3 separate regions of the Mus musculus genome follow, and regions 1 and 3 are each linked to region 2. A link is a loop called in an ENCODE intact Hi-C map of the cell type or tissue named here. Cell type or tissue: left cerebral cortex. All regions are shown on one strand. Region 1 has its middle 7.5 kb from the start of Gm24149. Region 2 overlaps Axin2 (axin 2). Region 3 has its middle 20 kb from the start of E030025P04Rik.

Region 1 (8,000 bases), 150 kb after region 2:
TGCGGCCGTTTGCTTCCTGTTTATAGAGCGCTACACATTGCACCAGGAGATAAAGCTGTTCTAAGGGATATTAAGACATAAGAGTCCCTTGGCTATTTGCTGACACTGTTTTGATGTTTTCTTGCTCCCTAGAAATTAGCATATCCTTTTCAAAGGCTGCCTCTGATGAGAGTAATCCTTTGCCACGATGCATTTGCTGGAAGTCATCAATGATATGTATTGTGTAAAGAGATGACACATAAAAAGCCTGATACTAGATTATTGATAACGAAGCAACTTGTGTAACGGTTGCTTTTGGCCTCTCTGAAACATTACGTCGACACCATAAATATACTGGGTTTGTATTAAGGAGGATTTAATGCTGCAGAGATTTTAAGGAAACTTGCATGGAACGACTTTGCAATGGGGAGCTAGTGGGGCGCAGGCTTAACATTTTCGCTAATTTTACTAAGTTAAGTTCAATCAAAATGGCTTATGGCCTCTGGAAGTCAGGAGCACTTAGAACCCTTGTGTTCGAGCAGCTGATGGGCCAGAACAACAGCGTGGAACAAATTTAGGGAAAAGGTTTTTGCCCACACGCCGGGAATGTTTTTAAAAGAAAACAGACTAAGGGACAAGGGAGACTGACAGGAAAGTGGAAGAAAGAAAGCCATGGAGCAGGGGTGGGTGAGGGGGGGCGGTAAAAACTGGGAAGGGAGCAGAAGGAGGAAGATAAAAGGAAAGAACAATGAATGGAATAATGAAAAATGCGAAAGGAAGGGAAAGAAGAGAAAAAACACAAGAGGCAGAAGAGAAAGGTCTGAAGGAAAGGGGAGAGGAAAGGAGAAAAGGGTAGGAAGGAAGGAGACAGATGGGGGGAGAGGGAGGAGAATGGGAACAGGGAAGAGGAAGGGAGGGGGGAAGGCGGGCAGGCTGCCAGGTAGGTATGAAGGTAGGCAGGTGGGCAAAATGCAGGCAGCAGGCAGGTAAGCAGGCAGACAGGCAGACAAGAGGCAGCTGGCAGGCAGGAAGGGGCATTCTATTGGCCTGCATATTCCTATGTTGTACATGGAAAGAGTTGTAGGCAGACTTAGCTCAAAAAGCACTTTAAGTTCTTCAAACCTGAAGCATTCTCTAGATCCCTTTAGTTTGTACTTGGTTCTTCTAGAAGTTTAAATTTGCAGGAAGCTGAGCCATTACTTCCTGACCACCCGCTGCTTCGAAGCAGAACTGTCTCCACACTCACTAATGTAAGAAAGACAGTTCTCGAATTTGGGCTCTTTCTATGGAGATTTGGTATCATGAGACTTCCTTTGGGGATTACTGGAAAGTATAGAAGGAAGTGTGCAAAGCCCTGGCCAACGGGATGCTCTCACACCCTCTCTCTGACCCCCACTGCCCCCAGATGCCATGCTAGCAGCTAAGACACCCGCAGCAGCAGGAGCTGGTTCTTAGAAACCTGTGTGCTTAAAAAGAACGAAATGTTTCAAGTGGTCAGCTTTCTTTTGTCTGCGTCCCTAGGCATTGAACATCTGTGGGCTGGTCTATTTAAAGATCAACAATCTTTTCTCAATTATGGGCCCATTGTTCTTGGAGCAGAGAGTTTGAATGTTTTTCACTTGCACGTTTGATTCCAATTTTGTAACTGGAAGACATAGAAGGGGGTGGGAGATAGCTAAGAAGTATTGAGGCAAAGAATGGCAACTGGGGTTGCCCTCTGGGCACTGAAGCTTTCTGGGGACCCTTTTGTGGTCATGTCCCAAATGCTATATTGGTGTAGGTTCACTTATACAAATTCAAACCGAAGGAGGAGACCAGGAGAAAGTATTATTAGATTTCTCGTCACAAAAGATGTATCAACATTCTTCCGTACCTTTGATTCCTCTCCTGGGTGAACACACCTGCCCCAGGGGTTCTTTTGTTTTGTGTGTATGTATGAGTGCATGTTCGTGTGTGTGCAGGTACACAATGTGTGCAGATGCATACACACATGTATGTATGTGTGTACATGTGGAGGTCAGAAGACAACCTGGGTGTTGGTCCTAAGTGCTGACTGCCTTTGGGTTGGCTTTTTTTTTTGAGACAAGGTCCATTTACTGGTCTGTAATTCACCAGGTGGCTAGCTTGGTAGGCCAGTGAGTCCCTGGGATGTGAAGGTCTCCACCTCTGTAGCACAAGGATGACAAGATAACAAGTGTGGAGCGTGTGTGTGTGTGCACACACGCATGTATACACAGGCAGGGACATGTGGAGCTGAGGCCAATGTGTTTTGTTTTCTTTAATCACTTTTCACCCTGAGCTTTGAAACTAAATCTGAAGCTCCTTGGATCCCCTTGTCTTCCTTCCCCCAACTCCCTAGCGCTGGGGAGTTACTATATGCGGGGTTGTTGGGGGGGGGGGCGGTCACCACTCTGTTGTCTTTCCATTTCAGACTCATCAGGAGCCATTCCTAACATGACCCACGCAGAAGCATTCAGGAGGCGACTCGGGAGTAGAGGTGAAGGACTCGACTCTCTCCTTCTAGGGATTTCAAGGGCAGTAACTAATCCAGAAATGATCTGCGAGTGGCTTCATGAAACAAGCCCTCTGACCCATGATGATATTCAAGATGTCAAGGCCAAATTAAATGATCTCGTGGGCCAGTGTCAATGAACCACACTCTGCATGTCCTGGGCTAGAAGAGGCAACCCCAGTAGGCCTTGATTACTTGGTGTTGCTTATATTAGAAAGCGGGTGCCTGCTGTTGCCAAGATGGAGGCAATGGAAATGGTGTGAAGAGAGCAGAAAATCTTGGCTCAGCTTAATCGATGGCTTGGGATGCATCCAACTTATTGCTATAAACGTTCCCGTGTCTTCACGAGCTACAGACTAATGGCTATGGCGACTGTGATTTATTATACTGCCTGTGGGTTGTGACTTTGACAGTGACCGCTCATTTTAATTTGCCCATGAGTCGCTTTTCAGAAAGAAAGACAGAGGAAGAGAGATGAAGAAACTGTGAGCAAGAGTAGTGTTACATGTATTAACATATCAAAAATGGGTATGCTTCTACAGTCCTGTTCATTTGTTGGTTTGTTTAGCCATATTAGGAATTGAACTTAGGGCCTTATGTATACTAGGCAAGAACACTACCCCTGAGCTACACTTCCAATTCCTTTTGTATTGTTTTATTTTGGGATAGGCTCTTGCTAAGATTCTAGATAGACATTGGGCTGGTCTCTTGAGTAACTGGGATTAAAGATATATGTCAATAGACTTCTTGCTAGTGTGTGCATGTCTGTTTGGGTCTGTGTATCTGTATGTGTGTGTGTGAATGTGTGGTATGCATATGTGCTTATGTGTATGTGTTTAGGTATTCATGTAAAGTCCAGATGCTGACATTGAATGTTTTCCTATCATTTGCCACCTCATTCATTTTTTCATTCATTCATTCATTCATTCATTCATTCATTAATTCGAACCTGGGGCTCACCAACTGGACTAGACTGACTGGCCAGCAAGCCCCAAGCATCTTCCTTCTCTGCCTTCCATCTATCAGGATTACAGATTTGTACTACCATACCTAGCTTTTACATGCTTGTGCAACAAGCACTCTATCAACTGAGCCATCTCCCTAGCTCCCTGGAAGTAGTCTTTATAAAAGACAGTCAATTAATCCCATAACCTGTCAGGAGACCGTTTCAACAGATCAAAATAGATAATGAGGAGAACAAACTGGAAGCCATTTATGTTCACCTAATAGTAATGGGATTAAAGCTGCCGAGAAAGTCCAACAGTAGATCTCACTACATAACCTAACAGGATGCCTGTTGCACACAAGGTGTTGCCATGTGGCACACCCAGTCATTAACTTCCTTATGTGCAGTAGAATTTATAAATGGAAATATTGACAAGGCAGTGTTTTGGGGAAGGAGCATTCTATTCACAAAAGCACTTTATAGGCCTAGAGTAATGGAATAACCAAGTTAGGATATAACAATTGTCACAGGGCCAGGGAAATTGATGAAGGCAGCTTAACGGTTTTTCAGAATAATAAGCATTTCTTCAATAACTGTCATATTTTCTACCACATCTGAACACCACAGGTAATTTCAGAAAGGCAAGGATGTGTGTATCGTTGAGGAATGAGAAAAGATGACTATGACGTCATGGCTTCAAAACAATGCTTATCAAGGGTTTAGAGGATGGTGCTTGGTCGGTCATGTGTCTGGCACACAAACATGAGGATCCGAGTTCAGACCCCAGCACCCACATAATCAAGCCAGACATGGTGGCGTTTGTCTGTAACCCCAACACTGCAGAGGCAGAAACAGGAGACTCCCTGGAGATTGCTAGCCAGTCAATCTAACTGGATTGGTGAGCTATTGATTCCATGAGAGACCCTGTCTCAAAAATTAAGGCGGAGACAACTCAAGTGTCTACCTAATGTCAATCTCTGGCTTCTATAGATGCACTTACCTACCCACACATGTGAGCATGTTCACACACTTGCACATGCAGCTTCCACCCCCCCACACACACACACTTGCACATGCACTTGCTTTCACAGGGAGGCGGGAAGAAGCTAGAAGCTTGCCAAGGCCCACAGAGAATCTGTACGAAGGAAGGCACAGGAGGAGGAAATATCTGCAGTGGATTCTACCTTGAGCGTAATCGGTGTCAGACTCAGAGAAGGCTCCATGGAAGGAGAAGGGAAACGTGTCCAGCTGAGCATCCTAAATGATCTGAGTCACAGGCGGATGCTCGGTCATCTTGCGGTCCTACTTCAGATCCATGTCTTGATCACCTGAGCTCACCTCCTCTATCCACTTTCACCTGAGAGACCGCTTTCTCCTTCTCACTCTTCCACATACAGCGCAAGCTTCTACAAGGGTTGGAAGAATCGTAATACATTTGGGATCCATAAAGAACACAGGGAGGCCTGGCTAGGAGTGCAAGGTCTACGGAGCCATGGTAGGTTTCTTGAACAGATGTGCTGGTTGACCAGTAGTATGGTCTGAAAGGGGTGTGAGCTCTAGTATAGTCATGGGTGGGGTCCTTCACGGTTCTGCTTTCCCATCTGCAGACTGGGGATGCTAAATTCACAGGAGCATAGGGAAATCAGGGTTCACTCTGGTTGGCTTTGTGCTTTCATGCAGAGGGATGCGTCCCACTGTGACTCTTCTGGCCTCTGGAGAGGCTGTTGTTTCCAGGAGTCCCATGGGACTTTCTGGGAGGTTAGTACCAGCGAGGCTAGTATCTGACTCTGCTGGACATAAAATTCTCTTTCTCAGATGGTGTGATGCTGTATATTGGGAAGGCTAAGGCAGAAAGACTACAAGATCAAGGCTGGCCTTGGCAACATAGACAGTTCAAGGCCAGCCTGGGCAATTTCAGTGAGCACCTGTCCCATAATAACAAGTGAAGAGAAAGACAGGGATATAGTTCAGTGGTAAAGCACTTGCCTAGTTGCTATGCACAAGGCCCTGGATTCAATCTCTAGTAATGGATGGGGGGGAGGGGGAGAGGGAGAGGGGGAGGGGGAGAGGGAGAGGGGGAGAGGGAGAGGGAGAGAGGGAGGGGGAGAGGGAGAGGGAGGGAGAGGGGGAGGGAGATGGAGAGAGAGAGGGAGAGGGGGAGGGGGGAGGGAGAGAGGGAGAGAGAAGAATGAAATAAATTCTCTTCTCTTCTCATTTCTGGTCATGTCTTTTAAAAATTTATTAAATTATCTATCTATCTGTTACCACCACTACCATCATCATCACCATCATTAGTTGCAGCTCTCTTCTGAGTGTGGGTTCTGGGGGTGGAACCCAGATCTGTCAAACTTTGATGGCAAGCACCCAGACTGAGTCATCTTACCTGCCTAGACTCCTTTGAAAAACCAAAACTTTAGTCCTTTGGTCTGGAAGGAAGAACCCAGTGAGCTCAATTCTTTTCCTAACCTTTGCTAGGACTGTTTCTCAAAGTTGCAGTCAAAAGTGGTGAAAATGGATTTGGCTTTTTCTGCACAATTTAGCACATCTCCGGGCAGAGATCGGCACCCTCGTGCCACTTATGAATGTACATTCTTAATCCTTGTTCTCCTTACCTAAGTTAAAGCACCCCACATCTTCTCCACTGGTCTCTCCTGCAGACAATTTCCTTCCAGAATGTCCCACGGGATCTCACAGCAGGACATAGTGTGTCCTGCAGCAAGGTCAGGTAGCTTGCTTCCTACGCACCGTTCCTAGGCTCCTCCATCGCCTCCCATGAGGTTAAGGCTGGTCCTTTGGGAGCCCTGAGCCTTGGCGTCTGTGGAATTTGATACAAAATCAAAACCCTAATCGCTTTTTAGAAAGAAAAAAAACCCTGCAATCTCAAAGTCAGACTTGCAGAACAGCACACACGGGCAGCCCCAAACCAAAGAAAGACACAAGAAAGCAGTTCCCTTCCTTTCAGCTTTGGAGCATGGTAATTATGTAACTTTCTCCCTCCCTCTCAACCACATCTAAACAAGGTTAGGCAGCTGGAGCTGGTGGCTGGCATTTCACACTCCAAACCAACCCCCGACTGGAGTCTTCAAACCTGTTTCAAAAGTTTCCTTTCAACCTGGACCATTCAATTCAGTCTTTCTTCCTCGCCTTTAATCCACGTACCTGTGGCAGTCCTCTGCGGAGGAGAGAGGAAAATCAATGAGTCACCTGCCTACATGCCAGACTCGGGAAACCAGCTTGAAAGGACAACATCATTCTCTCGGTCTCCCTTCGGCTGCCAGGAGCACTTGACTTCACAAGGGAAGAAAACACGCTGGCACTGTGTAGCGGACAGAAGATGGGGTGGGGGGCTCATTTGATAGGAGACTGACCTTTCCCAAGGGTCTTGGTTGAGTTAGGAAGCTTGCTCTGCGTTCACAGCAGTATTCTGTATGGCTGCAGATTTGATCGCTCCATTCTCATGATCCAGGCTCACAAAGGCAGTGCAGTTGCTGCCTGGCTGGGTCTAAATCAAACGTAGTGTCTGCTGGGTCTTTGGGGCAAGTGACACCTCTTAGCGATGTTCTAGTACTGTGGCTAAGGTGGCTATTCTAGTTTAAGGTGGGAGACAGAGGCAGGCGGATCTCTTGTGAGTTTGAGGCCAGCCTAGTCTACAAAGTGAGTTCCAGGACAGCCAAGGCTACACAGAGAAACCCTGTCTCAAAACAAAACAAAACAAAACAAAACAAAACAAATTATAACCTTGTCTCCTAGATCAGTCTCATGTAGTCTAGGTTGGTCTCAAACTATGTAGCTACGGGTGATCTTGACACCTAACCTTCCTGCTGTCACCTCCCAAGTGCCAGCATTATTATAAGCTCATGCATGCATACTGTATTTACATCCTTATGTGTAGTTCCAGGTACATCAGAGGCCAGAATTCAACAACAGGTGCCTTTGTCAATTGTCCCTCTTGTTATTTTAAAGACAGGGCCACTCACTGACTTGGCTCCACTAGCTGGTCACTGTGCTCCTGGGATCTTATCCCTGCCTCAGCTCTGGGCTGAAAGATGTGTGTTACTGTGTCCAGCACTTTAAATGGATTCTGGGTATTGGTCTCAGCTCCTCATGCTTGTTTGACAAGCACTTTCCCGAGTCATCTCCTTAGCCTCTTAAGTTATGTTTTTAAGGCAGCTAAACTTTTCAAGAAGAAAAGTTACGCTCTTCTCAAGCTCCTTTGTTGCCTTGGTCCAGAGCTCTTGGCCATCAGTTAAACTGCATACACTTATAAAAATATAAGCCTTCCCTGCCTGTCTCTCCTCTCCCTCTTGGCTCAGCCTTCTTCCTGTAACGATCTATTCTCCCATGTCCTTTGTTAAGCCGCAGACTTTTCTGGTGGGGTAGCACCTACTTTCTTCCTCCAGAGAGCCCTGATGGTGGTCCCTGCCTCCTCTCACCTATGACGGGAACTCCCTTTACCACCTGCCTGCTTCAGACATCTGGGTACTCTGTTTATCTTGTTTGCCAGTGTTTCCATCTCTTGAACTCCCAGGGGAGAAGATCCTGGCTCTGTCATTTTCTGAGTTG
Region 2 (8,000 bases):
CTGGTGGACGGCATACCGGGACTCTGGAGGCTTTCGTTTGCAGTTGGGCCGGGGAGGGACGGGACAGGAGGGGCTCAGAGGAGATGAGAGCCTGGCGGCCTTCATCTTCCAGGTAACGGCGCCTCGCCACCTTCTCTGCGCCCGGGTGCGCGGCACTGTCCGGCCCCACCACTTCGGGTTTGTGCCCAGCCTGGCGGCCTGAGCTCCGGGACTGGGGTGGGGTGCATCGACCCAGACCCGGGGTCTCGGGCAGCTGGCCTGGCGTCCCTCCCTGTACCCCGGCCCGCCCCTCCTTAGTTTGATCCTTCCCTGGCTAGGGAGAGAAGCTTGTTTATTGGTTAGATAAGACTTCTTTTCTTTTGGAGAAAGGACTGGCTTGGGATCAGTGTAGTTTGGGATTCTTGGCACAGGCAGTAGTAGCGTGAGAAGCCTTCTGATCCGGTTTTGTTGGGTTCGTGGCTCTAGGAGGTGGACTGGGGAGCCGGGGGCGGCGGGTCTCGAGGTTTCTCTTCTCTCTTTAAAAGTTTGAAGATCAAAGCCTCTAAGTTAGTGAACTGGTTTCTGCTTTGGGGAGGCAAAGAAGACAAGAGGTGTAGACTGAGCCACGTTTTTGGTGGAGTCTTGAGTTTAGGCAACATCATCGGGGGTGGGGGGTGCATGCCGAATCCGCGAGTCGCTGACCCCCTTCCCGCCGATGCTGGGCGGGCTTTTTTTTTTTTTTCCCCAGGCGGGGATCTTCTGTAAGAAGTGGGACGAGGGAGCGCAGAAGGAGGGGGGGGGGAATGGGAACCAGATGCCGGGGAAGGGCACTTTGAGAACTCGAGTTATCTGTGCAGAGCAGAGTGGGGAAGTTTACTGAAATTGGTTTCACCTGCACGCAGCCGGTCGGCTGGCTTGCGTGTTCTGGTTGTCGTGGGAGTGGGTACGGCTAGACTACCTACCCGGCGTGTCCCTGGCCCCCGTGAATGCGGGGAAGGTTGTGTCTTACACCTCCCGTGTCACTGTTTCTGCCTCACCTTCCTCCTTCCACCCCCCAACACCACCCCCCCCCCCCGCGGAAAAAGTGTGTGTGGAGCTCAGATTTCGCCTTTGAAAAAGCTGCGTCGGATACTTGAGACGAGCACCTCGCGGATAGCTGGGTTGCTTGATTTGAATTTGAGGAGTTGAAAAGCCTGTTTACTTTCTTGCTTTGATGTTGGGTAGATCTGGTTTTGATTAGATCAATACCCTTTTCTCTCTCCCCCCTCCCCCCTCCTTTTCTTTCCAGAGAGGAGGCTCACATGAGCCCCTGCTGACTTAAGAGAGACCAAGCCGATTGCTGAGAGGAACTGGAAGAAGAAAAAGGAGGAGGAGGGAAAAAAAGCAAAACAAAATCCAAACTCAGTGAGACGCTCTCCCTCACCATGAGTAGCGCCGTGTTAGTGACTCTCCTTCCAGATCCCAGCAGCAGCTTCCGCGAGGATGCTCCGCGGCCCCCGGTTCCGGGAGAAGAAGGGGAGACCCCACCGTGTCAGCCTAGTGTGGGCAAGGTCCAGTCCACCAAACCTATGCCCGTTTCCTCTAATGCTAGGCGGAATGAAGATGGACTGGGGGAGCCCGAGGGGCGGGCCTCCCCCGATTCCCCTTTGACCAGGTGGACCAAGTCTTTACACTCCTTGTTGGGTGACCAGGATGGTGCATACCTCTTCCGGACTTTCCTGGAGAGGGAGAAATGTGTGGATACGCTGGACTTCTGGTTTGCTTGTAATGGGTTCAGGCAGATGAACCTGAAGGATACCAAAACTTTGCGAGTGGCCAAAGCAATCTATAAGAGGTACATTGAGAACAACAGCGTTGTCTCCAAGCAGCTGAAGCCCGCCACCAAGACCTACATACGAGATGGCATCAAGAAGCAACAGATCGGCTCGGTCATGTTTGACCAGGCACAGACCGAGATCCAGGCAGTGATGGAGGAAAATGCCTACCAGGTGTTCTTGACTTCTGACATTTACCTGGAATATGTGAGGAGTGGGGGGGAAAACACAGCTTACATGAGTAACGGGGGACTGGGGAGCCTAAAGGTCTTATGTGGCTACCTCCCCACCTTGAATGAAGAAGAGGAGTGGACGTGTGCCGACCTCAAGTGCAAACTCTCACCCACCGTGGTTGGCTTGTCCAGCAAAACTCTTCGGGCCACCGCGAGTGTGAGATCCACGGAAACAGCTGAAAACGGATTCAGGTGAGGCTTGGACTGGGCTGGGCTGGGGTGGGAATGGGAATGGGGGTGAGCATCGGGGACAGGGCCTGGAAGATGAGCTAGCTTTGCAGATGTCTTCTGTAAGGGTGGGTAGGTGGTGGCTGGCTAGGCTGGGGGAGGCTGAAAAGGGTTGATTGAGAGCTAGGGCTTCTGGCTAGGAACCCTTTGATCTCATGTTTTGTTGTTTGTGTGTGGGGGGGGGGTGGGGGGGGAGTTGCAATGCAGACATAGCTGAGTACCTGCAGCCTTCCAGTGCTAACTTCAAACGGTGGCAAGCAGTGTTTATTAATATGGTTACTTATTATCCTGGGCTGTGGGGAGAGAGGAAAAGAGGAAGAGAGGATATGAATACAGCAGCTTTTGATGCCTCTGAGTCACTAGACCTACTAAGCGCCAGTTTGGGAAGAGGTCATTCCACTGCTAATCATCAAAGTAGAATGACTCTGGCTTGGGGGGAGGGGCAGCTGGGTTATGGTGTGCACTGGGGGAGGGGGCGTGGGGGGGGATATGAGTGGAACTGCTAGCGACTGCAACTGAGTTTTGCAGTTCCCTTTGTAGAATTCGGTATTTCCCAGGAAGGAAGGAAGCCTTCTGACTAACTTGGGGAAGGCCCTGAGACTTTCTCCTATGAAGGAGCCCACACTTTGGAGTCTGCTGGGCTATTAATCCAGCTTTCAAATGCATTTGAGCCCCCAGGGTCAGACATCAGTTGATGGTTTGTTGCTTAGTGCTGATAGAGAAGTGTGTGTGTGTAGGGGAGGGGGAACCTGGCCGTCCAGACCACTTTCTCTTTTCAAAGATTCTAAAACAAACAGCCCATTATAGATTGACTAAGTCTCAAGATACTTGGTCCTTGCAGGCAACTTCAGACCTGTTAGAATGCATTTCCCTGCCCTTTGCTTCTGGCGATCCCAGAAGAGGATGCACCTATTATAATTTTAGTCTGTTGCCTGTGACATGCAGGACGGGAGGTGTGTGTGGGGGGGGGAGGGGGGGTCGGTCACACTGGATTGCTATCTGCATGGCTTTATTCTTCTGTCCCTGTGCATTTCTCCGTGTCAGGGACTCAGGATATGATCTGCACAGGGTCTCTGGAGATCTCGCTGGCTTTGCGGGGCGTGGCCTCCAGTGTCCTGCAGCAGCTGGAGGGGGTACGCTCCTGACTGCTGATCTGGAGCCTCTTGGGTTTCCACCATCAGGTCCTGCATGATGTAGGCATGAGATCTCCAGTTTTGACTGCTGCTGGCAAGTAGGGGAAGGGCTTGCTCTCCAGTCACCAGAGGGCGCTCTTGCAGCTTTGGGAGTGAACTTAACCAATTTTCAGACATCTGGTCTACACCTAAATGGAACTGGCTTGACTTTCTGAAGGCAAGTGTAGGATCACAGGAGGGGGGAGTGGCTAGTGGCTCTTGGCTTGCAGAGCTAGGCTGTTTGCTTGAGGCTGTTGGGGCTGCTGTAGCTGGGTGCACACGGGCACCTGCATCCCTTGTCCCTCTCCATTGCAAGACTTGTAGGTAAACTTGGCCGTTGGCTTCCTGCCCCCGCAGCCTGGCAGCCAGTGATGAGACTCCTTAAGGCCTGTGGTAAGGCTGCTTCCCCAGCAGTCTTCTGACAGAGGGTCTTCTGTGCTTTCAGTGTCAGGCCCAGAGTGTCACCGTTGTAAATAGCACACAGTGCGGTTTCCCAGGGTCAGCAGTAAGAAAGTGCTCTCCAGGCAAGGCGCTGGGAACTGTGGAGACCATTGATGAATGAATGGAGGACAGCTCTTGAGTGACCCCGTTAGCTTCCACACTGGGTCAAGCACGTGTTCTCCTACTGTTAACGCTGGAATGACATATTTACCTGGACACGCCCAGGTGGCCCTTACTTCTTTCTAACACGCAAGCTCTCCTCCTAGTACAGTGTCTCTGAAAGGCCAGTTCCAGCCTCGCCATAGCATTGCTTGGGTAGAAAACTTTCTCACTTTCATGGTCCCATCTGTGAGGTGGGTGGGCACCGTCCCCTCCTGTCCGTGTCCTAAGGTTGTTCTTAGGATCAGAGTCATAAACATGAAAGGCTTTTGTAAAGGGAAACATTTTGAAAAGATGTTAAGTGTTATAATTAGTATAATTAACAATAATAATTGGGTCTCCAAAAAGGGCAGCAAGGTTAGCACATGGCTGTTTTAAATGGCAACTCTGAAGGTTTTAGCCCATTCCTCATTATAATATTTTAGATCCCCCCTCCCCTACTTTCTCTATTTTTTGAACTTTTAAAAGTCTGCCTTTCAGCATTATTGGAACACAGGGACCAGCCCCCCCCCCTCTTAGAGTTGAGTCTCCCCCACCCCCATCTGCTCACAGCTCACTCATCCCGCTGGAGCCAAGTTGAGGAGGCTACCCAGTGAAGTGAATGAAGGAAGCAGCTTGAACCTGCTGAGGGGCCAGTCTACCTCAGCTGCACACTGTCATCTTGGCCACTGGGTGCCCAAGGCACCGGCCAGCCTTCCAAGCCCTGTGTTTATGTGGGCACTCAAAGGAGCCTAAGATTTTAACGACTTGTTTGTACCCTTACCGATTTGGTGTCGGGTTTAATATAAATAGTTTGGACGGAAGAGCAGAAATTACCCTTGGAGGGAAGGGCTCTGGTTTGTGCCTGGTTGAGTGGGTTGCCCAGGCCCTTGATGGTCTCTATAAATAGCTAAGGGCATAAGTGACCTGCTGGTGGGAGCGTGTGTCCTAACCCCTCACACAAACAACACCCCTTCCCCTGCCAGCGTTGAGGTGTGTTAGAGCTGTGTGGAGCCAGGGCTGTGAGCTAAGGCGCTAGGCCCACACTTATTTTAAGAGGGGGAGGATACAGAGATGAGCATTCAGAGAGCTCCCTGTGTGCGTCCCTTTCTGCCCCTTCTGCCCTGGCCCTGGGCAGGGTTCATCTACCTCCCCTTGGGCCTTCTGCTCTGGCCTGGCTTAAAATCCCAGGGGCCCAGCAGACTGTCCTGTGCCGGCCACAAGGCCTTCCTGTTCTCTGAAAGAACTCTGCTGATGAGGCCCGTTTGTGTGTGCGTGTGAGGAGCCATTGGAATCAAGTTTGGCTTCAATTATCAAAGAAAATGATGCCACAAGATAGCTATGCGGAGAGCAGTGGCCAGTAATGAGAGGACGAAACGCCAAGGAGCGCAGCTGGCTAAGACACACTCCACAAGCCAGCCGCGCTTGGTTACAGAAGACACTGACCCCTCACTGTCCACCCGTCCCTCCATCCTGCCTCCCCGAATGCTAGTCCAAGAGGGTATTGACCTGACGGTAAAGTGTCAGAGGCTCTCACCGAGAGCCCCTAAGCTCAGCCTCAGAAGTGGGTCCTCTTGTTCTCTTGGGAGAGGGTCCTCATGGGGAGGCCCTTTGATGGGTTCTTTTGGCTTCCCATAGCCGGGGTGGGGGGTTCGGGGGGGGGGGGTAGACCCAGCATTTCCTAAAGAGGCCCTGAACTGGCCGGGCATACACACTTCCTTCCCTCAGGAGCCATGGTGTCAGCTCAGTGGCAGAGTGGCCGGTGGGTGCACGGCCCGCACTGTGTCCCCCAAGCCTCTGGGCTCTGCAGGAAGGCAGAGACCCTGCACATTTGGGAGTACGACCCTCTTGAAATCATCAAAGCATCTGGGCACACTTAAGGTAGCACGCTCCAGTCTCCCACCGTGCCCTTTTTAAGTAATCAGGAGAAAAGAGCTCTAATCTATTTTCTTAACGTTACGAGGCACTTTGGAGAAAGTTGCAAGTGCTTACAAGCTGAGTATCTGCTGTGCATCTCCCCCACCACCCTGCCCCTCTCTCTGCCTGTCTTGTTATGGTGGTCGGAAAATCCAAGCACTTCCTTGCAGTCAGCTGAGTTAAGAGCAGTGTATTCCATTTTTAATGACTGATCACACAGTAGCCCTCTATTTTGGAAGTAGAGGGAGACAAGTTTATTTTGAGAGCCATGTGCGAAAGGGGTGTGTGTGCGCACACACACACACACACACACACACACACACACACACAGAGGCCCTCGGGGTTTGACTTGGGCATCTTTTTTGTTGCAATGGTGAGGAAGGAATTTCTATTGAGTCATTTTCTCCTTTAAGAGGCTGGAGTTTAAGTCTTAGATCTGAGACGTTGCTGATGTGTTAATACCACCAAGATAGCAAGACCAAGGGGAGGGAAGGTGTTTGAAGGCTATTTAAGGCCGCTTTCGCTGTTTTGATCTTGCACCGCTGCTGTGCCTCTTGAAGACCTTTTCAGCAGCCCATTTGATGGATGTAGGTCTTTGAAGGAGGCTCAGCCAAGTTTGGAGCTCCTGCCACGGGGCCACCCCTGCTTTTGGTGTTGGGGATACACGTGTGAAGACAGGTTGTCCCCCCACAGAGCACACGGTCTTTCAGCTGTGATACATGCTAAATACTACAGCTTTGAAAGGAGGAGAGGTTTGGGGACACAACATCTCTTCATTTTTGCTGGCATTTGGGTACTGGGAGCACGACTGGGGTGCTTGCCCCACCCCCACCCCCCATTTCAATGCTCTTGCCTTTAGAAACTGCAAGGCAAGTGGCCATGTTTGAACTGTCCGTTTTTTTTTTTTTTCAGCCCCTCCTGGAGCTGTGTCCTGCCCCCATTAGCTAAGCCAACACCAGTTCTAGGCCCCTGACTTCTACACCACATCATGAGTGTGCAGACTGTATGTAACACTGGATTCCCAAGGAGGGGACCCTGTAGTAGTTACTGCGACAGGCCCATCCCAGCAGGGGACTCCAGACTGTTTTCAATAAAGACTTGGCCTTTCTCTGTCCTCTCTCACCCCATGTGGTGCCTGTCGCTGCCGCTGCCGCTGCCGTTCAGCCTCTAGAGGCAAGAGTGAGCAAGGACTCACCATCTTCCTGTGAGTCCCTCACTAGCTGGGAGCCTACTGCCACTGGTCACCCCCTCAATTGCCTCTGCCCCCTGTGCTCTCCGTCCTTGCTATCTTGGTTGCCTGGGAACTCCAGAGTGAGGACTTGCTGGCGAGGAACAGGCAGGGATAGTCTTAGCAGTCTTAAATTCTCATTAAAAAGTATGAGGAGGTGACAAGTCTCCCTGTCCTCAGCAGTAGGGCAGCACCGTGGCCTAGGGGCAATTTAGAGCCACGTGTTAAAAGTGTACAGACAGTTCACATGTAGTACCCCTGGTTTGCATTCTAGGCATTTCTGTTTCTGAGCCACAAGTCCAGACTGGTGATGTGGGACAGAAACAGGGCCCCAGCTAATGTCCAGCTGCACTCAGTTGCTCTCTCATTGGTTAGTCTTGATGCTTAGCTCCATTGGGCCCCTCGTAGGAGACTCCAGATGCTGGGCAGGTGCTGTCATGTGACTATGGTATAGCCTTGTTCTGGGTGACAGGACAACAAGGAGGTCCCCCCATCTCAGGTCACGCAGTGAGAGAGACTCAGGGATCCAGGTAGAGCAGAGACTCTTATGCTGGGGCTTCATCCCCACATTCTTTTCTAGTTCCCCTGCCCCCCCTTGAGAGCCTCGCCAGCTTAGGACAGCAGTTCACCCCTGGGCTTCTGTTCACACTTGCTCTCCCTTCCAGACCAGCCACGGGGCCCTCTTGGGCCCCATGTGCTGCTAGTAGCTATGATACTACCCACCCTCCCCCCAGACTCCTGCCTTACCAAGACGGCCTGCTTGGCCCTTGTACCAGCCGTAACTAGTATAACTAGCTTTAGCCTAGCTGGTTAGAGCCCACCCACCCACTCTCTTCTTAGTCTGGAGAGG
Region 3 (8,000 bases), 200 kb after region 2:
CCATACCCTCCCCCCCACTCCCCTACCCACCCACTCCCACTTCTTGGCCCTGACGTTCCCCTGTACTGAGGCATATAAAGTTTGCACGACCAATGGGCCTCTCTTTCCACTGATGGCTGACTAGGCCATCTTTTGATACATATGCAGCTAGAGACACAAGCTTCAGGGGGTATTGGTTAGTTCATATTGTTGTTCCACCTATAGGGTTGCAGATCCCTTTAGCTCCTTGGATACTTTCTCTAGCTCCTCCATTGGGGGCCCTGTGATCCATCCAATAGCTGACTGTGAGCATCCACTTCTGTGTTTGCTAGGCCCCGGCATAGTCTCGCAACAGACAGCTATATCAGGGTCCTTTCAGCAAAATCTTGCTAGTGCATGCAATGGTGTCTGTGTTTGGCGGCTGATTATGGGATGGATCCCCGGATATGGTAGTCTCTAGATGGTCCATCCTTTTGTCTCAGCTCCAAACTTTGTCTCTGTAACTCCTTCCATGGGTGTTTTGTTCCCAATTCTAAGAAGGGGCAAAGTGTCACACACACTTTGGTCTTTGTTCTTCTTGAGTTTCATGTGCTTTGTATTTTGTATCTTGGGTATTCTAAGTTTCTGGGCTAATATCCACTTATCAGTGAGTATATATCATGTGAGTTCTTTTGTGATTGGGTTACCTCACTCAGGATGATGCCCTCCAGGTCCAACCATTTGCCTAGGAATTTCATAAATTCATTCTTTTTAATAGCTGAGTAGTACTCCATTGTGTAAATGTACCACATTTTTTGTATCCATTTCTCTGTTGAGGGGCATCTGGGTTCTTTCCAGCTTCTGGCTATTATAAATAAGGCTGCTATGAACATAGTGGAGCATGTGTCCTTTTTACCAGTTGGGACATCTTCTGGATATATGCCCAGGAGAGGTATTGCGGGATCCTCTAGTAGTACTATGTCCAATTTTCTGAGGAACCGCCAGACTGATTTCCAGAGTGGTTGTACAAGCTTGCAATCCCACCAACAATGGAGGAGTGTTCCTCTTTCTCCACATCCTCGCCAGCATCTGCTGTCACCTGAATTTTTGATCTTAGCCATTCTGACTGGTGTGAGATGGAATCTCAGGGCTGTTTTGATTTGCATTTCTCTGGTGATTAAGGATTCTGAACATTTTTTCAGGTGCTTCTCAGCCATTTGGTATTCCTCAGGTGAGAATTCTTTGTTTAGCTCTGAGCCCCATTTTTTAATGGGGTTATCTGATTTTCTGGAGTCTACCTTCTTGAGTTCTTTATATATATTGGATATTAGTCCCCTATCTGATTTAGGATAGGTAAAGATCTTTTCCCAGTCTGTTGGTGGCCTTTTTATCTTATTAACGGTGTTCTTTGCCTTACAGAAGCTTTGCAATTTTATGAGGTCCCATTTGTCAATTCTCAATCTTACAGCACAAGCCATTGCTGTTCTATTCAGGAATTTTCCCCTGTACCCTTATCTTCGAGGCTTTTCCCCACTTTCTCCTCTATAAGTTTCAGTGTCTCTGGTTTTATGTGGAGTTCCTTGATCCACTTAGATTTGACCTTAGTACAAGGAGATAGGAATGGATCAATTCCCATTCTTCTACATGTTAACCACCAGTTGTGCCAGCACCATTTGTTGAAAATGCTGTCTTTTTTTCCACTGGATGGTTTTAGCTCCCTTGTCAAAGATCAAGTGACCATAGGTGTGTGGGTTCATTTCTGGGTCTTAATTAGAGCAATTGATACCTTCATGTCAGTATGGTGGCCACCTGCTTCCATTCTGTTGTTCATAGCTATCTTCGCCACTCAACTCTGCTTGCATTTCAATATACATTGGAGGAGTATCTTGTCAGGACACACATAAAACATCTTTTTTTTTTTTTTCTTAAAATGGGATGGCATTGAAACTGGAACTGAGATCTTTATAAAATTAACTCTCAATGTGCTGACTAGTTTTACGTCAGCTTAGGACAGGCTGTGGTTATCTGAGAGGAGGGACTCTTAATTGAAAAATATGCCTCCATAAGATTTGGGCTGGAGGCATTATCTTAATTAGTGATTGATGGGGGAGGGCCCAGCCCATCATGGGCTGGAGGTCCTGAATACTATAAGATAGCAGGGTGAGCAAGTCTCGGCGAGCAATCTAGCAAGCAGCACCCCTTCCTGGCCTCTGCATCCGCTCCTGCCTCCAGGTTCCTGTCCTGTTTGAGTTTCTGCCACAACTTTCTTCAACGATGAAGTCTGATGTGGAAGTATAAATCTCATACATCCTTTCCTCCACACCTTGCTTTTGGTCCTGGTGTTTCATCATAGCAATAGTAACCCTGAGCAAGACACTCAATAAATATGTAATTCTCTATCATTCGATTACCTCTAATTTTCTTTATCTCTTACATCTTTTATATTCTTGAACCTTTATCAGTTCTAAACTTACTTGAAGATTTAAAGTTTTATATGCTTGTAAGCATAAATTAAAAAAATATTTGTTTTACTTAATATTGACTGGAGTGGTGTGTGTGTGTGTGTGTGTGTGTGTGTGTGTGTGTGTGTGTGTGTGTGTTTGTGTAGCAGGCAGGGTCTCTCTTGTTTCTTCTACTGCACAGTACTTCAGGGTAGCTAGCCCATGAGCTTTTACTTTTCAGTCTTCCATCTCACTGTAGGGATGCTAGGATTACAGATGCAAGCCCTAGTGTCCTGAGTTTTACATGAGTTCCAACAGTCTAACACAGGCTGTCAGCCTTGCATGTCAAGCGCTTTTACCTTCTGAACCACCTCTCCATCCCCAAGGGCAGTGGTTCTCAACCTGTGGATCACTTTGGAGGTCAAGTGACCTTTTCACAGGGGTCGCCTAAAAACGTTGGAATACACACACACACACACACACACACACACACACACACATACATATATCATAATATATTACTGTATATATTACAATTCTTAACAGTAGCAAAGTTACAGTTGTAAAGTAGCAACAAGAGTAACTTTATGGCTAGGGTCACCACAAGGTAAGAAACTGTATTAAAGGGTCACAACATTAGGAAGGTTGAGACCCACTGCTCTAGAAGCCTTATTTTCTAATTGCTTTGTTGTTGAGTTACATAAATACAGTTGATTTTGCATATTAAAATTTACCAAAATAATTGTCTGAGTTATATGATTAGTTTTTTGTTTTTAGCATACCAAGCTTATTAGCATTTCTCTGAGATTTCTCTATGCTGTTTGTGAATAATAATCCCTAGAACAATAAATTGTTATATCACATTGGTGCATTCTCAGTGTAATGCTATGGAGAATTAACTCTAGCAGACATTCATAGCTCTACTTAAAATTAACAGACTTCTACTTTTTAGTGGTAAGTGGTTACAAAATTTTATAAAGGAAGTTTTGCTCACCCATTGAGGCAATGGGGGTCACCTGCTCACGGGATCAATTACATTGGCTAGCTAACTAGTAGTAAACAATCCATACACCTACACAACAAATTTAATGTGTTGTGATATATTATTATTTTTGAAAATTACATCTTTGGATGTGTTTTTCCAACCTATTATATGGAACTTTTGTCTTGGGGATGGCGAGGCAGCTCAGCAGTTAAGAGGACTGGCATCTTGCTTTTGCAGAGGACCTGAATTAGATTTTCAGGAACCATGTCAGGTGGCTGGCTACCAACAGCCAACAGAACTCTAGCTCCAAGGAATCTATCGCCCTCTTCTGGCCTCTGAAGGCAGCTGCATCTTGGGCATGAATGCAGATTCATGAGCACATACCCCTACACACACACACACACACACACACACACACACACACACACACGCACACACATACACACAAAAGCCTACACAAACACACCCCTACACACAAACCCCTACATACACACATATACTCCTGTACACATACCCCTATAAGACCCCTACACACATTCCTACAAACATGTACACACATTTCTACATACCTATACATACCTACACACACCCCTACATACACACTCCTACATATACATACATACACTCCTACACACACATACCTACACACACCTACACACACTCTTGCATGCACACATCCATACACCCCCCCCACACACACACACACCACACCACCCCCACACACACACATGCCCCTAAATAATAAATTTAGAATGTGACTCTTTATTCATGTGACACATCATAGTATAATTTTCCATTTTACACATGCCTTGTTAGGTTTTGGTATCAAGTTTATCCTGTCCTTATAAATTAAGTTAGAAAGCATTTTGTTTTTCTTATTTCTTGGAAGAGTTTATGAAAAACTGGTGTCACTTCTTATTTGAATGTTTAAAATAATTTACTGGTGACGCCATGTGGGTCTGGGACTTTCAAAACCTTTGCATCTCTGTAATCAAAGATTAATTTTAAAAAAGGATTTAGGGGTAGAGATATTCTGTAATTCTTCTAATGTTGGTTTGAGTAAACCAATTTTTCTAAAATGTTGCCCATTACATTTAAAATTTGTTACTATAGTAACTCTTTATTTCAAAGAAAAAAAACTTTGGGACCGTGTTGCCCAGCCTGGCCTTGAATTGTGAGAGTTTCCCTCAATGGATCCTAGATATGTGCCACGCACATAGTAGGTGCTCAAGAAAACATCTGTCTGCTGCTCAGAGAAGACAAGGCATTGTCTCCATTTCATGGAAAAGGAACTAGAGTACAGAGGCTTACTCAAGGTCACACTGGGTTAGTGGGGCTCAAAGCCAGGACTCCTAATGCCCAAGGCCAGTACCACTTGCGCTACCCAGAATAAACAGTTTTTTTTTTTTGTGGCAGCCCCTGCCCCCAGAGTTTAGTGGAAAGCCAACATCCCCAAAGAGCCTTGCATCTCTCTGCCTGCACTTTGTGTGTGCCTCCAGCCCCTTGTGGCAACTCTCCAGCACTCTGGTCCCTCATTGTCCTCTCTCCAAGGAGGCTGACTCATCTGGATCCCAAAGCAAAGTTCTCAGACTCTGGTCCTGCTGGAGCTGACCAGCGACGCGTTCTCTGATCACTGCGGCACATTTGCAGGGATAAAGAGCCTCTCCCATCTGCAGAGCAGAGAGTAGAGTACAGCCAGCCACTCTTGGGAGTGGATGGATGTCTGACGTACCCAAGGTATCGCTTTCAGTTGGAAGATTTTTTTGCAGCATGAAATGGTTTGCCCCTCATAGAACCCTTTTTTTGGAAAGCCGCAGGTCCTAAAAGGAGATCCGCTTAGGCAGTCAAAAAGCAGACTTTTTTTGGTGGTCTTTTTTCCCTCTTTTCTTTATTTTTAACCTTCTGCTTCTGACTTTACCAGTCTGTGTCTCTCACCCACCCCTGGAGCTTTCTTTTCAATACTGGTCATTCGTAGAGTCAGCTTTGCCCTCTCTGCTTGTGACTGGTGGTTGGGCACCGCCGCCTCCATCTAATGAGGGGCCCTCCAGGCCCGGCTGCCCTTGTTTTTGATACCTGGGGAGAGGATGTGCAGGCAAGGAGCAATTGGATCAGAAGGGCCTCAGTGAACAGACTTCACAGCCAAGCTCAAAGAGCGCAGCAAGTAGAACAAAGAGCAAAAACATTTACAGAAGTGCAACAGTGTAACGGGGAGAGAGCTACCAACTCTAACAAGGTCAATGGCGATAGGGAAAGAATTGAAAGGAATTGCTGAGGGGAAAAAGACAGAGAAAGAAACCTCAAAAAGAGGCTGAGGACTCCCTGAGTTGGGCTTGCTGGCCAGCTCCTAGAACATTTTCCTTGATATCTTCCCAGGAAGCCCCGTTCCTCCAAGACTTCAATACGCTGGAAAAGTTTGTGCAACCGACTATGGGAGGTTCAGGAGCTGTGAGTCACCAGCGGCGGTCTGTGTGTGTCTGCTTTCAACACGGGCTTCCTCTGGGACCACATCAAGGAAGGCTTTGGGATTCTTTGGCATGTGCTGTGTGTGTGTGTGTGTGTGTGTGTGTGTGTGTGTGTGTGTGTGTGTGTGCCTGGCCAGCCTACGTTAGGGGAGTATAGTGTGTGGGGCTTCTGTGGCTGCCAAGAACAAAATAAATGAGTTGAGTGTCATGTGCTTTGGTCTCTAATGTTGAAAGAGAGCAGGGAGGAGCCACCGGAAAGCCATACTTATCTCCCATAAGTATAAAAGCATACTAATGCAAGCAAGGTGCAAGGTTCTTGGGTGAGGGAGTACATGTGTGGTAAGCGTGTGTGTGCATGCACAGGAGTATGGTGTCAAGGGATCAGCATTGTGTGTCATTCCTCAGGATGCTAGCCACCTCATTTAGAGAACTTGAGCATCCATCTAGGCTGGTTGGCAGGTGAGCTCAAAGATCTGCCTCTCTCTCTCTCTCTCTCTCTCTCTCTCCCTCTCTCCCTCTCTCCCTCTCCCCCTCTCTCCCTCTCTCTCTCTCTCTCTCTCTCTCTCTCTCTCTCTCTCTCTCTCTCTCTCTCTCTCTCTCTCCAGCACCAGGACTTCAAGAGCCCTTCCTCACACCCAGCTGTTTTTCATGGGCCCTAGGGAATTGAACTTAAGACCTCCATACGTACAGAGAAAGCACTTTACAGAGCTCTCTCCACAGCCCCCGAGGAAAGGTGTGTGAGCACCCCAAGTCTCAGTTAGTTCATCTATAAATGAGTTATGGTATCATCTCATTTGCAAGTTGATCTGAGACTGGTGCCCAGTTTGTATGCCACAGTTTCCCACAGGAATGTTCAAATAGTGCTACTACTGAGTCCCGGGCTCTTTGAAAGCTTGTTTCTCATGAGACTTTCAGAAAGGCACGTACCCTCGAATCTTAGATGTGCTGTGCACACCACCTTGTTTTATAGGCTCTCTGTTGGAAATATTTTAATTATGCTTCTGCTTGCCACACAACACATCTTATGAGTGCTTTATATTTCAAAATCATCCTACCAAAAGATGCAGAGTGCAGGCTGCCCCACACAGGCATGGATTTCCTTCCAATCCAACACATAACTTACATTCATTTGTTTGCTGCTAGTTGACCACTCCCGACCTCTGGAATATATGCATGAGGGTAGGTTATTTTTTTTAAAAATATACCTTTTGAACTTTAGAAGAGGTTTAGATTTATAGAACATTTGTAAAGACAGTAATGTCCCTATTCACGCCACACATGCTTTCTCCTACTGTTAGCCTCTTGTGTTATTGTAGCTGTAATATGCCAACTTTTTTTTTCATGTTATAAGGGAATACTAAAGGCTATGTAACTTACAACAGGATGGCATTTATTTGTGGTACCGGGGACTGATGCCTGGTCATGTGTACACTAGGCAAGCGCTGTACTACTGAGCTCTCTCCCAGCCCTGAGGGAAGAGGTTTATTTGACTCATGATGGAGGGAATTGGGAAGTCCGAGGGTGTGACAACAACATTATTTTTTTCATTGCCTCACGATAGAAAGCAGAAGGGAAATGAGGACTTGCTGAAGAAGAGCAGCGGGAGGAGCAGCTCTATAGCACAGGCTTTCGTGGGGACTAACCCACTCCTTACATGATGACAGCAACCTGCTCTTTCATGCATATCCTACCACCTGAATACGTCTCATAGTCCCCACCTCCCAACATTACCACATTGAGGGATCAAACTCCCAACCCATGGACCTTGGGGGATACATCCAGACCATAGCTCATGCATCTCCCATGACAAAAAAAAAAAAAGTATATTACTTTAAAATGGAGGCTTTCAGACTTCATTAATTCTTCCATAAGTTCTTGTGTTAGCTGGCTTTCTATTTCTACAACAAAGTATTTTAAGTACTAAGTTTACAAAGAGCTTATTTGGGCTAAGAGTTGTGCAAATTTCAACCCATGTTTGAATTTTCTTCTGACCCTGTGGTGAGGGATCCACCACAGCAAGAAACAGTGAACTGCGGGATAAACACTCATATTATAGGAGAAAGAAGCAAGAGAGAGAGAGAGAGAGAGAGAGAGAGAGAGAGAGAGAGAGAGAGGAAGAGACCAGTGCCCCATAGTCCTTCAAGGGCTTCTCCC

What was found. A loop is a pair of places that touch in the nucleus more often than their neighbours do. Peaks named below come from ENCODE experiments on the same cell type or tissue, not always from the same donor. Only the 100,000 strongest peaks of a DNase experiment are listed, where the experiment ranks them.
Region 1: a loop joins it to region 2, with 2.3 times the contacts of the local background. A loop is called at or near these places in 2 of 42 quality-filtered maps.
Region 3: it touches region 2 in a loop (5-fold over the local background); 3 of 42 quality-filtered maps call a loop at or near these places.

What each region holds. Positions count from the first base shown.
Region 1 is chr11:109,070,613-109,078,612 of GRCm38, forward strand. No RefSeq gene overlaps it. Among named protein-coding and RNA genes, the nearest start is that of Gm24149, 7.5 kb to the left of the region's middle. In left cerebral cortex, no CTCF peak of the experiment used is centred here; DNase peaks (open chromatin) are centred at 4,545 and 6,541; H3K27ac peaks cover 286 bases.
Region 2 is chr11:108,921,885-108,929,884 of GRCm38, forward strand. Axin2 (axin 2) reads left to right here. Exons shown (of 11, transcript NM_015732.4): 2 at 1,268-2,218. The coding sequence starts at 1,404. Among named protein-coding and RNA genes, the nearest start is that of Axin2, 5.5 kb to the left of the region's middle. In left cerebral cortex, CTCF peaks have their summits at 3,509 (motif pointing right), 4,702 and 7,070; DNase peaks (open chromatin) are centred at 407, 1,384, 1,684, 3,529 and 2 more places; H3K4me3 peaks cover 4,242 bases; H3K27ac peaks cover 2,507 bases.
Region 3 is chr11:109,120,793-109,128,792 of GRCm38, forward strand. No RefSeq gene overlaps it. Among named protein-coding and RNA genes, the nearest start is that of E030025P04Rik, 20 kb to the right of the region's middle. In left cerebral cortex, a CTCF peak has its summit at 3,688 (motif pointing left); DNase peaks (open chromatin) are centred at 3,692 and 4,871.